2 separate regions of the Homo sapiens genome follow, and region 2 is linked to region 1. Evidence: read pairs that join two places in POLR2A ChIA-PET (ENCODE). Cell type or tissue: Caco-2. All regions are shown on one strand. Each heading gives the region's core, and the rest is flanking DNA. Links, peaks and the distances in the headings are about the cores only.

What was found. ChIA-PET counts read pairs that join two places held together with the same protein. Peaks named below come from ENCODE experiments on the same cell type or tissue, not always from the same donor. Only the 100,000 strongest peaks of a DNase experiment are listed, where the experiment ranks them.
Region 2: POLR2A ChIA-PET joins it to region 1 with 5 read pairs; 3 of 35 experiments call an interaction of 5 or more read pairs at or near these places.

What each region holds. Positions count from the first base shown.
Region 1 is chr14:50,300,521-50,305,905 of GRCh38, reverse strand. It overlaps L2HGDH (L-2-hydroxyglutarate dehydrogenase), which reads left to right. Exons shown (of 10, transcript NM_024884.3): 2 at 2,889-3,004; 3 at 3,738-3,889. Among named protein-coding and RNA genes, the nearest start is that of MIR4504, 3.3 kb to the right of the region's middle. In Caco-2, for the core only: no CTCF peak of the experiment used is centred there; a DNase peak (open chromatin) is centred at 1,985.
Region 2 is chr14:50,137,821-50,143,205 of GRCh38, reverse strand. It overlaps SOS2 (SOS Ras/Rho guanine nucleotide exchange factor 2), which reads left to right. Exons shown (of 23, transcript NM_006939.4): 17 at 3,147-3,264; 18 at 4,422-4,594. Among named protein-coding and RNA genes, the nearest start is that of VCPKMT, 24 kb to the right of the region's middle. RefSeq lists an enhancer at 3,568-4,272. In Caco-2, for the core only: no CTCF peak of the experiment used is centred there; no DNase peak of the experiment used is centred there.

The DNA.
Region 1 (5,385 bases), core at 95-5,094:
GTACTATGTAGTATAAGTGATCCAGAGATGACTTAAGGTATATTGGAGGATGTGTGTAGATTATATGCAAATACTGTGCCATTTCGTATACAAGACTTGAACATACGTGGATTTCGGTATCCATGGGAGTCCTGAAACCAATCCCCTGTGGATATTGAGGGATGACTGTATATAAAATATGATTAAGTAATACACATACAAATATCTTAAGTATTTGTAAGTGTTTTGAACACCTACCTTAGTGGAAGATTATAGAGGTTTTGAAAAATAAAAAGCCTATCTTAACAATAGTTATTCTGGAATTCTTAAAAGCCAGGCTATTTTAGAATCCATAAAACATCTGTTTATTGTGAAAGTTGTGTAAAGGGTCAATCTGTAAATCAGTGTAAGTACCTAGTGGAATGTGAATGCTTTACCTTTTATCCACTGAACTTATGTTTTTTTAAAACCTGCTTAAAGGCTTGGACTTCCAAATACATTCTGATCACATTAGTAATTTTTTAGTTGACCACTGTAGGCATTTGCCAATAACTAGTATTAATGTAGTGGACCCAGAATCCCATTTTACTTGTGCTGCTCTTTTTATGCCCTCTCTTTTTAAAAGTGGGCATCATTCACCATCCTTGACAACCATTTTATCCAATCTAAAGCTGCTGCAGGAGAACCACCTGCTGAGCATCACCTGGAGGTTCTCCCTGTTCAAGTATAAGGCTTATGCTCTGACAGAGGGAACTTTATCCACTTATGACCCCCAAGTTAATTTAAGATGCAGGATTTGATTTATCAAGCTTACGTGTTAGTTCCTAGTTGTCTAGGATCTGTTTCTGGTTCCAGATACAGCCAAAGATGTGGTAGCAATTCTAATCAAATTGATGTGCTTTGCTAAGGATTTTGAAATTGAAACTTAGATCACTTTTCGAAGAAAGGGCCTAATCTCTGAAATTTCCCTCTGTCTACAGTTCCTATAAGATCCATATTTGTTGGCTATCAGGTCAGTGTTAAAGGTAATCTTTTAAGCTTCGAATTGCAGATTTATATAAATTATACATGGTTGTTCTAAATTTTTTTTTTGAGACAGAGTCTCGCTCTGTCGCCCAGGCTGGAGTGCAGTGGTGCAATCTTGGCTCACTGCAAGCTCCGCCTCCTGGGTTCACGCCATTCTCCTGCCTCAGCCTCCCGAGTAGCTGGGACTACAGGTGCCCGCCACCACGCCTGGCTAATTTTTTGTATTTTTAGTAGAGATGGGGTTTCACCGTGTTAGTCAGGATGGTCTCAACCTCCTGGCCTCGTGATCTGCCCGCCTTGGCCTCCCAAAGTTCTGGGATTACAGGCGTGAGCCACCACGCCCGGCCCTAATTTTGTAAATGGTTGTATAATCAGGATTTGCCATGGCAAAGATTGTGGTTCCTAAGCCCATTTCTGGACCAATTATTGCCCCAAGGTTTATTTTCTCGGAGTTGTTTACTTCTCAAAGAAAAACTTGTAAAAATTCTTGCACACTAAAGTGTTAAAGCTTTAATGTGTTAACACATTGTCAAGAGTACTACATTGGAATTTTGAAAGGCTGGGTAGTAGAATCATGACTATGCTTAACACAAAGTATAGTCATGCACCGCATAACAACATTTTGGTCAACCACAGACTGCATGTACAGTGGTGATACCAAAGATTATAATACCATATTTTTTCTGTACCTTTTTTATATGTACACATTTTTAGATGCACAGATACTTACCATTGTGTTACAGTTGCCTGCAGTATTCAATATAGTAACCTGCTGTACAGGCTTGTAGCCTAGGAGCAATAAGCTATCCCATATAGCCTAGGTGTACAGTAAGCTATATCATCTAGGTTTGTGTAAGTACATTCTATGCTGTTTGCACAAGGAAATCGCCTACCAATGCATTTCTTAGAACCTAACCCTATGGTTAAGCAACGCATGACTGCAGTCACTTATGTAACCAGCCTGGCTGCCGTGCTATGGAGATAAAGAGCAGATTGGGCAACCAGCTATCCTGCCTGCCAGTAAGCTGTAGTTGATTATACTACTGACCAGTGATGCGTATAACTTTTGAGGTTTTTTTTTTTTTTTTTTAATGCGTCTAACTTTTTTTTTTTTTTTTTGAGACAGGGTCTGGCGCTGTCTCCCAGGCTGGACTGGAGTGCAGTGGCATGACCTCGGCTCATTGCAACCTCCGCCTCCCAGGTTCAAGCGATTCTCCAGCCTTAGCCTCCCGAGTAGTTGGGATTACAGGTGCCTGCCACCACACCCAGCTAATTTTTGTATTTTTAGTAAAGATGGGGTTTTACCATGTTGGCCGGGCTGGTCTTGAACTCCTAACCTCAAGTGATCCACCCACCTTGGCCTCCCAAAGTGCTGGGATTACAGGCATGAGCCATCACACCCAGGCTTGATTAGTATAACTTTTAAGGGTTTTTTTTTTTTAATACATGTGAAACCAAACAGCACAGGGCCCAATACATTGCTCTGTCGCCTTGCTCTGTCACCAGGCTGGAGTGCAGTGGCGTGATCTCCACTCACTGCAACCTCTGCTTCCCAGGTTCAAGTGATTCTTCTGCCTCAGCCTCCCAAATAGCTGGGACTACAGGCACGCGCCACCACGCCCAGCTAATTTTTGTATTTTTAGTAGAGACGGGGTTTCACCATGTTGGCCAGGATGGTCTCGATCTCTTGACCTCGTGATCCGCCCCCCTCGGCCACTCAAAGTGCTGGGATTACAGGTGTGAGCCACTGCGACCGGCCGCCGAATACGTTTTCATGATTACAAATTAATGGTTTAATTGTCCATTGATGAAAATTATGCATGTGAAGTTTGGCGAGGTCTACTGTAAATATGAATTACTTTAAAGATGACTTTCTTTTGAAGCTCATTTGATATAGTCATCGTTGGTGGCGGAATTGTGGGGCTTGCCTCTGCCAGAGCACTCATCCTGCGACATCCATCACTTTCTATTGGTGTTCTGGAAAAGGAGAAAGATTTAGGTATGTATATAATCAATGTTGTTCTTTGGGCTTACTTGGGCATCTGCTCATTTTGTCTGTTGTGAATCTTTCATGCTGAATGTCAGTGTTAGTTTCTTAGTTTGTGTTCTAAAAGCAGAGTGTGGGACAAGGACATGGCTATAGGTTATTTGAGAGGTTAAAGCCGAGTGTGGGACAAGGAGGACGTGTCTATAGGTTATTTATTTGAGAGGTTATCTCAGGAAACAGGAGTGAGGGGGTGAGGAAAGTAAGACAGGGAAGGAGGAAAAGACATGAGAACACATCAAGATTGTGGCTGTGAGCTTGATTCCACCGGAGCCTCTGAGGAGCAATGTAGTATTTCCCAGGATTGTGCTCACTTTATCCATCGGCTCTTCTCTCTATTGGTTGAGGATTGCCGCTAGTGATGTTGAGCACCCCGTGCCCTTCTCTAAAAAAGTTACCAGAGGCCCCAAGGCAGAGTGCAAAGAGCCCTAGGGGGCCCCTGAAGTGGTTTGCTGGTAATGAGAGGTGAGTTTGTGCACCAAAGTTGTAGTTGAAATCAGAGATGGGCTGGAGGGATGTGACATGGATACCAGGGATGTTAGAAGAAGTTACCAGTGATCTGAACAAATTCAGGCAGAATTTTACATGATGTGGTCTCTAATAGCTTCAACTATAAGTTTGTTCTCTTACCTCTTATGTTTTGTATGAATCATGTACTTACTCTTACCCTGTTTCTCTTGTTCTGTAGCTGTTCACCAGACTGGACATAACAGTGGTGTCATACATAGTGGAATTTATTATAAACCTGAGTCTCTGAAAGCCAAATTATGTGTACAAGGTGCAGCCCTCCTCTATGAGTACTGTCAGCAAAAGGGAATTTCCTACAAGCAGTGTGGCAAGGTATGGCATTTTATTAGAGCCTTGACTAATTTCCAACTAGCATTTGCTTAGTGATGTTTAATATTACATTTTTTAAAAATGTATTTTTTTCTTTGTATCTATGTAATTTTTCAAATCTAATCTTAGGGAATAACTAAAAAAAGATGGTGTGACGTTATGTAATTTTCTAAATAAAAGTTTTATTGACATATAATTTATGCACCATACAATTCGCCCTTTTAAAGTGCACAGATCAATTTTTAGTATATTTATAGAGCTGAGCAATCATCACCACTATCTAATTTCAGGCTTTTTCATCACCCCAAAAAGACACCCCATACCCATTAGCAGTCACTTCCCATTTCTACCTCCCCCGATGCCCTAGCAACCACTAGTATACTTTCTGTCTTTGTGGATTTGCCTGTTCTGCACTTTTCATATAAATAGATTCATATACTATGTAGTCTTTTGTGACTGGCTTCTCTCACTTAGCATAATGTTGTCAAAGTTCATCCCTGTTGTAGCATGAATCAGTACTTCATGTCTTTTATGGCTGAACAATATTCCATTGTATGGATATACCACATTTTATTTGTTCATCAGTTGATAGACATATGGATTGTTTCCACCTTTTGGCTATTATGGATAATGCTGCTATGAACATTCATGTATAAGTTTATTTGTGAACATATGTTTTCATTTATATTGGTTATATACCTGGGAGGGGAATTGCTGGATTGTCAGGGTAACTCCATGTTTAACATTTTGAGGAACTGCCAAATTGTTTTCCAAAGCTCTGTGCTATTTTACATTCCCACCAGTAATTAATAAGGATTCCAATTTTCCATGTCCTTGCCAACATCTATTTTGGTTTGTCTTTTCTATTTTAGCCATCCTAGTGGAAGTTTTGATTTGCAGTTCCCTAGTGATAATGATGTTGAGTGTCTTTTATTTTTTCCTTTTTAGAAAATAGTTCTTGAGCCCAAGGGTTTGAGACCAGCTCGGGCAACATAGTGAGACCCTATCTCTACAAAAAATTTAAAAAGTTAGCCGGGTGCGGTGGTGCACAACTATAGTCCCAGCTACTTGGGAGGCTGAGGTGGGAGGACTGCTTGAGCCTGGGAGATCAAGGCTGCAGTGATCCATGATTATGCCACTGCACTTCAGCCTGGGCAACAGAGTGAGACCTTGCCTCAAAAAAGTTAAAATTATTATTTTTTAACTTTATTTCTTATTTAAAAGTTGAGACAGGATCTTGCTTTGTTGCCCAGGCTGGTCTCAAACTCCTGGCTTCAAGCACTCCTCCTGCCTTGGCCTCCTGAAGTGCTGGGATTACAGATGTGAGCCACTGTGCCTGGCCTAAAATTATTTTTTAATTGACAAAAATTGTAAATATTTATCATGTACAACATGTTGTTTTGAAGTATGTATACGTTATGGGCCGGGCAGGGTGGCTCACGCCTGCCTGTAATCTCAGCACTTTGGGAGGCTGAGGCAGGCAGATCACTTGAGGTCAG
Region 2 (5,385 bases), core at 311-5,310, 160 kb after region 1:
TTACAGGCATTAGTCAGCATGTCCAGCTGCATTTTATTCATTTATATGGATTTTTCATATATTAAAGATATTAAAACTTAGACTGTACATATATTCTCATTTCTGTTTGTCTTTTATCTGCTTTTTAATTTAAAAAATGTATAATGCTTTGACATAAGGACGTTTTATCATTTTTATTTAGTTGCACATATCAGTCTCTTCACTTATGGTTTCTTCCTTTGCTTTTGTACCTGGAAAGACTTTTTTTAAGTAAAGGATAACAAGTTAGAAACTCAGCCATATAAATACTGCTTTTGGGAATGTGCGTTTTTACAATCTTTCTGGAAAGCAGTCTAACAATATATGTTAAAATTAAAAATGTGCATACTCTTAGGACCCAGAATTGCAAAGAAATAAACACACCAGAGTATAAAGTTATATGTACAAAGATATAGTTACTGCAGCATTAGTTGTAGTAGCAGAAAACAGGAAACAACCTGAATGTCTATCAGTAAGAGAATGATTAAATACATCCTCTTATACCTCTATTGTAGAATATTGTTCAGCTATACAACAAAGTGAATGGGATCTATGTGTATTGTTGTGGAAGAACATTTGTGATATTTCAGCAGGGGAAAAGCTTCAGAATGACTATAATATTATTCCATTTTAGTATCACAAAGCAGAGCAAACCCCAAACCTCTAAGTGGAACTGGATAAGTATTGAGAATAATGTGGGAGGTTACATACTCCTCTTTTAACATTATTTATTTATTTTTTTTAGTGGGTTGTTATTAGAGGGGAATAGAGGAAAAACTGCTTTATACATATATTTTTCTGTTTGGGTGTTTGCATTTTATTGATTTGTATGAACTTTATATGTTAAAGATATTAATACTTAGTCAAATATTATGAAATAGGCCGGGGGCAGTGGCTCATGCCTGTAATCCCAACACTTTGGGAGGCTGAGGTGGGTGGATCACATGAGGCCAGGAGTTTGAGACCAGCCTGGCCAACATGATGAAACCCCGTCTTTACTAAAAATATAAAAATTACCCAGGCATGCTGGCGGGCGCCTGTAATCCCAGCTACTTGGGAGGCTGAGGCAGGAGAATCACTTGAACCCGGGAGGCAGAGGTTCCAGTGAGCCGAGATCGCACCACTGCACTCCAGCCTGTGCGACAGAGCAAGATTCCATCTCAAAAAAAAAAAAAAAGAAATATTAATGTATTTAATAAATGTGTCATAAATTGAATGCCTATATCTGTAGGCCTTTTGTTGGTCTCTCTGTTCTGTTCCTTTGATCTATTTGATCACTCTTGTGCCAGTGCCACTAGTCTAAACTATCATAACTTTATAGTAGTCCTTGATAGAGAAGAGTAGGGCAAATCCTCGCCAATCTTACTCTTTTTCAGGAGGAACGTATTCTTGGTTCTTTGTTCTCCTATATACATTTTAGAATCAATTTAAGCTCCATTTTTTTAAATTGGCATTTTGATAGGAGTTGCATTGGCTCTCTAAATCCAATTACAGATTAGTGAAGAACTGACATTTTTATAGTAACAAGTCTTTTCAACTGTGAACATCGTTTATCTCTTTATTTACTCAGTTAATAAAGTTTTGTGGGGTTTTTTTTGTTTTGACAGAGATCGCATACCTCTTTTGCTAGATGTATATTAGAATTATTTTGTTTTCAGTGACCCTTAGAGACAGGGTCATGCTCTGTCACCCAGGCTGGAGTACAGTGGCATGATCATAGCTTACTGCAGCCTCCTATTCCCAGGCTCAAACAGTCTTCCTACCTTAGTCTCCTGAGTAGTGGGGACTATAGGCACGTGCCACCCTGCTCAGCTAATTTTTTAAATTTTATGTGGAGATTGGGCGTTGCTATGTTGCGCAGACTGGTTTCGAACTCCTGGCCTCAAACTATTCTCCCACCCCAACATCTCAAAGTGCTGGGATTACAGGTGTGAGCCACTGCACTTGACCAGAATTTTTTTTTTTTTTTTTTTTTTTTTTTTTTGAGACAGAGTCTCGCTCTGTCACCCAGGCTGGAGTGCAGTGGCACAATCTCGGCTCACGGCAAGCTCCACCTCCCAGGTTCATGGCATTCTCCTGCCTCAGCCTCCCGAGTAGCTGGGACTACAGGCACCCGCCACCACGCCCGGCTAATTTTTTGCATTTTTAGTAGAGACGGGGTTTCACCGTGTTAGCCAGGATGGTCTTGATCCCCTGACCTCATGATCCGCCCGCCTCAGCCTCCCAAAGTGCTGGGATTACAGGCGTGAGCCACTGCACCTGGCCTCAGAATTTTTTTTAAATCCTGATTTCTTTATTGATGATATCTAGAAATGCAGTTGATTTTTGTCTATTGGTTTTATATATAGCAGCATTGCTGATTCTCTCATTAACATTCTATATGTAGATTTATTGGAGTTTCCTCATGGGCAGTCATATCCTCTGTGTGAATAGTGACATTTTTTTTTCTTTCCAATCTCTAGCTCTTTATTTCTTATACTTGTCCATGCTAGCTAGGACTTCTGTATAGTATTGAATAAAAGCTACAATGTTATACCCTTGGCTTTTTCCTTGATTTAAAGGAAATTGACTGAATGGTTCTCCATCAAGCATAGTGTTCGCTCTGGGGTTTACGTGTGTGTGTATATTCTTTCTGAAGTAAAAATTAATTTTCAATAAGAAGATCTAGTAATGAAGTATAAAAGAAATGCTAGTTTACTTCATTCACTAAATTTTTGTTCAAGTCTTCTTGTCTTCTGATAGTTGTCTTCTCCTTAACAAAACCCCAACCTTTAGCCCCAAAAGATCTTTCAGTGGAAAAATATTTGAATGTTCAGGGGTTATAATTTTCATCTTCTACAGCTATGACTTGAAACCCTGGCTAGTCAAAATAACGCACAAGGCATGACGTAGAATTTTTTGTATTGCTTGATCTTCTAATTTATATGAGTAAATTATGGGTTTTATATTTATAGATAAAGAGAGGAGAAATCACTTCAGGTAAGTGTACAAAGGAATACCACTCATCTTTTAATGTAAAAAAATTGTTTTCCAGATAATTTGCAAAATTTTATAAAATTTAAAGGTTTGCATTTATAAAATATGATTGAATTGTAAAAAATTTATACTCAATTTATGTATACTTTAAGGCACTGCAGGAAAGGAAAAGGAAAATTTTGGACGAAGCTGTGGAATTAAGTCAAGATCACTTTAAAAAATACCTAGTAAAACTTAAGTCAATCAATCCACCTTGTGTGCCTTTTTTTGGTAAGTTACTAAATATGGATATATTTTGAGGGTGAGCGTGTGATAGCCAAAAGAGAGCAGTCTTCAGAGGCATGTTATCTTTATTTTATATCTGAGCTCATCTACTTTTATTAGCTCTCTGTATTAATAAATAATAAAACTCTCTATTTTCTATAAAATGAAGACTATAATATCTCATAGGGTTGTTATAAATAAGGATTAAAAATATTTTGTCTGTACTACCTAATAAGTCTAGCACATAGGACGCACTCATGAAATGGTAACTGTTATTTTTATCATAACTATCTATGTCACATCTACAGTGTTTGCTTTCTCTTTAATTTATTAAAAGCTTCTATGTGATTTTTAAATTTAGAATTAAAATATTGTTGTGTATGATTGAAATTGAATGATTTAAATCAAGTTTTGTCAACTTCAACAATTTTGGTATTTTGGGCCAAATAATTCTTTGTTGTGATGGGCTGTCGTGTGCGTAATAGGATCTGTAGCAGCATCCTGGCCTCTATTCATTACACTCCAATAGCACCCTGGAGTTGTGGTAACCAAAAATGTCTCTAGACATTCCTAAATATCCCCTGGGGGACTAAATTGTCCCCAGCTGAGAACCACCAATTTAAATGAATCAGCAATTACGCATGAAAAAGGGACTAAAAACTTTTTTATTGTTCATGAATGAGAAGTAATTATTTTTCTATCTAAATTACAGTCTCTGAAAAAACAGAATTAGTTTATAAGCCTATAGACTTATTAACCAAAATTGGCTTAAAATTAATTTATTAATAATCACCTAAGATACTTGGCATTAAATATTTATAATCAAATATTAAAATATTTGGTCAGAATAGATTTAACACAATTTGCACTTGGTGAAATTAGAGTTTAGAAAAGCTTAATTTGCCATTTCTTAGATTAGCAGCCTTTATTTTTGTACAAGCCAGTAGCTTTTATTTTCTTTTTATTTTAAATTCTTTCTCTTTAAAAAATGCTTAATGGAGAGTTAATGATTGTTTATCAGAGACTTAACATTTTAGTAGTAGAGTTGCTGAATAGTATAGGATGTCTTTCAACTTTACTAGATCAGTTGTTTTCCCAAATAATTGATTAAATAACAAAATTTAAAATAACTTTTCTTTAAATTCTTTTTTTTTTTTTACTAGGAATATATTTAACAAATATTCTGAAGACCGAAGAAGGGAATAATGATTTTTTAAAAAAGAAAGGGAAAGATTTAATCAATTTCAGTAAGAGGAGGAAAGTAGCTGAAATTACTGGAGAAATTCAGCAGTATCAGAATCAGCCTTACTGTTTACGGATAGAACCAGATATGAGGGTAAATATTTTCTTTGCATATCTTTAGAAGAGAACGTGTTAATGGGTACCAAAAAAAAAAAATAGAATGAATAAGACATACTATTGGATCGCACAACAGGGTGACTACAGTCCATAATAATTTAATTGCAGATTTAAAAGTAACTGTAAGAGGCCAGGCACTGTGGCTCACGCCTGTAATCCCAGCACTTTGGGAGGCCAAGGCGGGCGGATCGCTTGAGATCAGGAGTTGGAGACCAGCCTGGGCAGCATGGCGAAACCCCGTCTCTACTAAAAATATAAAAAAAAATTAGCTGGGCATGGTGCTGGGTGCCTGCAGTCCCAGCTACTCAGGAGTCTGAGGTGGGAGAATCACTTGAGCCTAGGAGGGGTAGGTTGCAGTGAGCCGAGATAGCGCCACTGCACTCCAGCCTGGGTGACACAGTAAGACTTCTGTCTCAAAATAATAATAGTAGTAATAACTATAAGTATCGGCTGGGCATGGTGGCTCACGCCTGTAATCACAGCACTTTGGGAGGCTGAGGCGGGAGGACCACTTGAGGTCAAGAATTTGAGACCAGCCTGACCAACATGGTGAAACCCTGTCTCTACTAAAAATACAAAAAATTAGCCGGGCATGGTGGCGGGTGCCTGTAATCCCAGCTACTTGGGAGACTGAAGCAGGAGAATCATTTGAACCCAGGAGGTGGAGGCTGCAGTGAGCCGAGATCATGCCACTGCCTTCCAGCCTGGGTGACAGAGGGAGACTCCGTCTCAAAAAATAAAATAAAAAATATTAACTATAAGAGTATA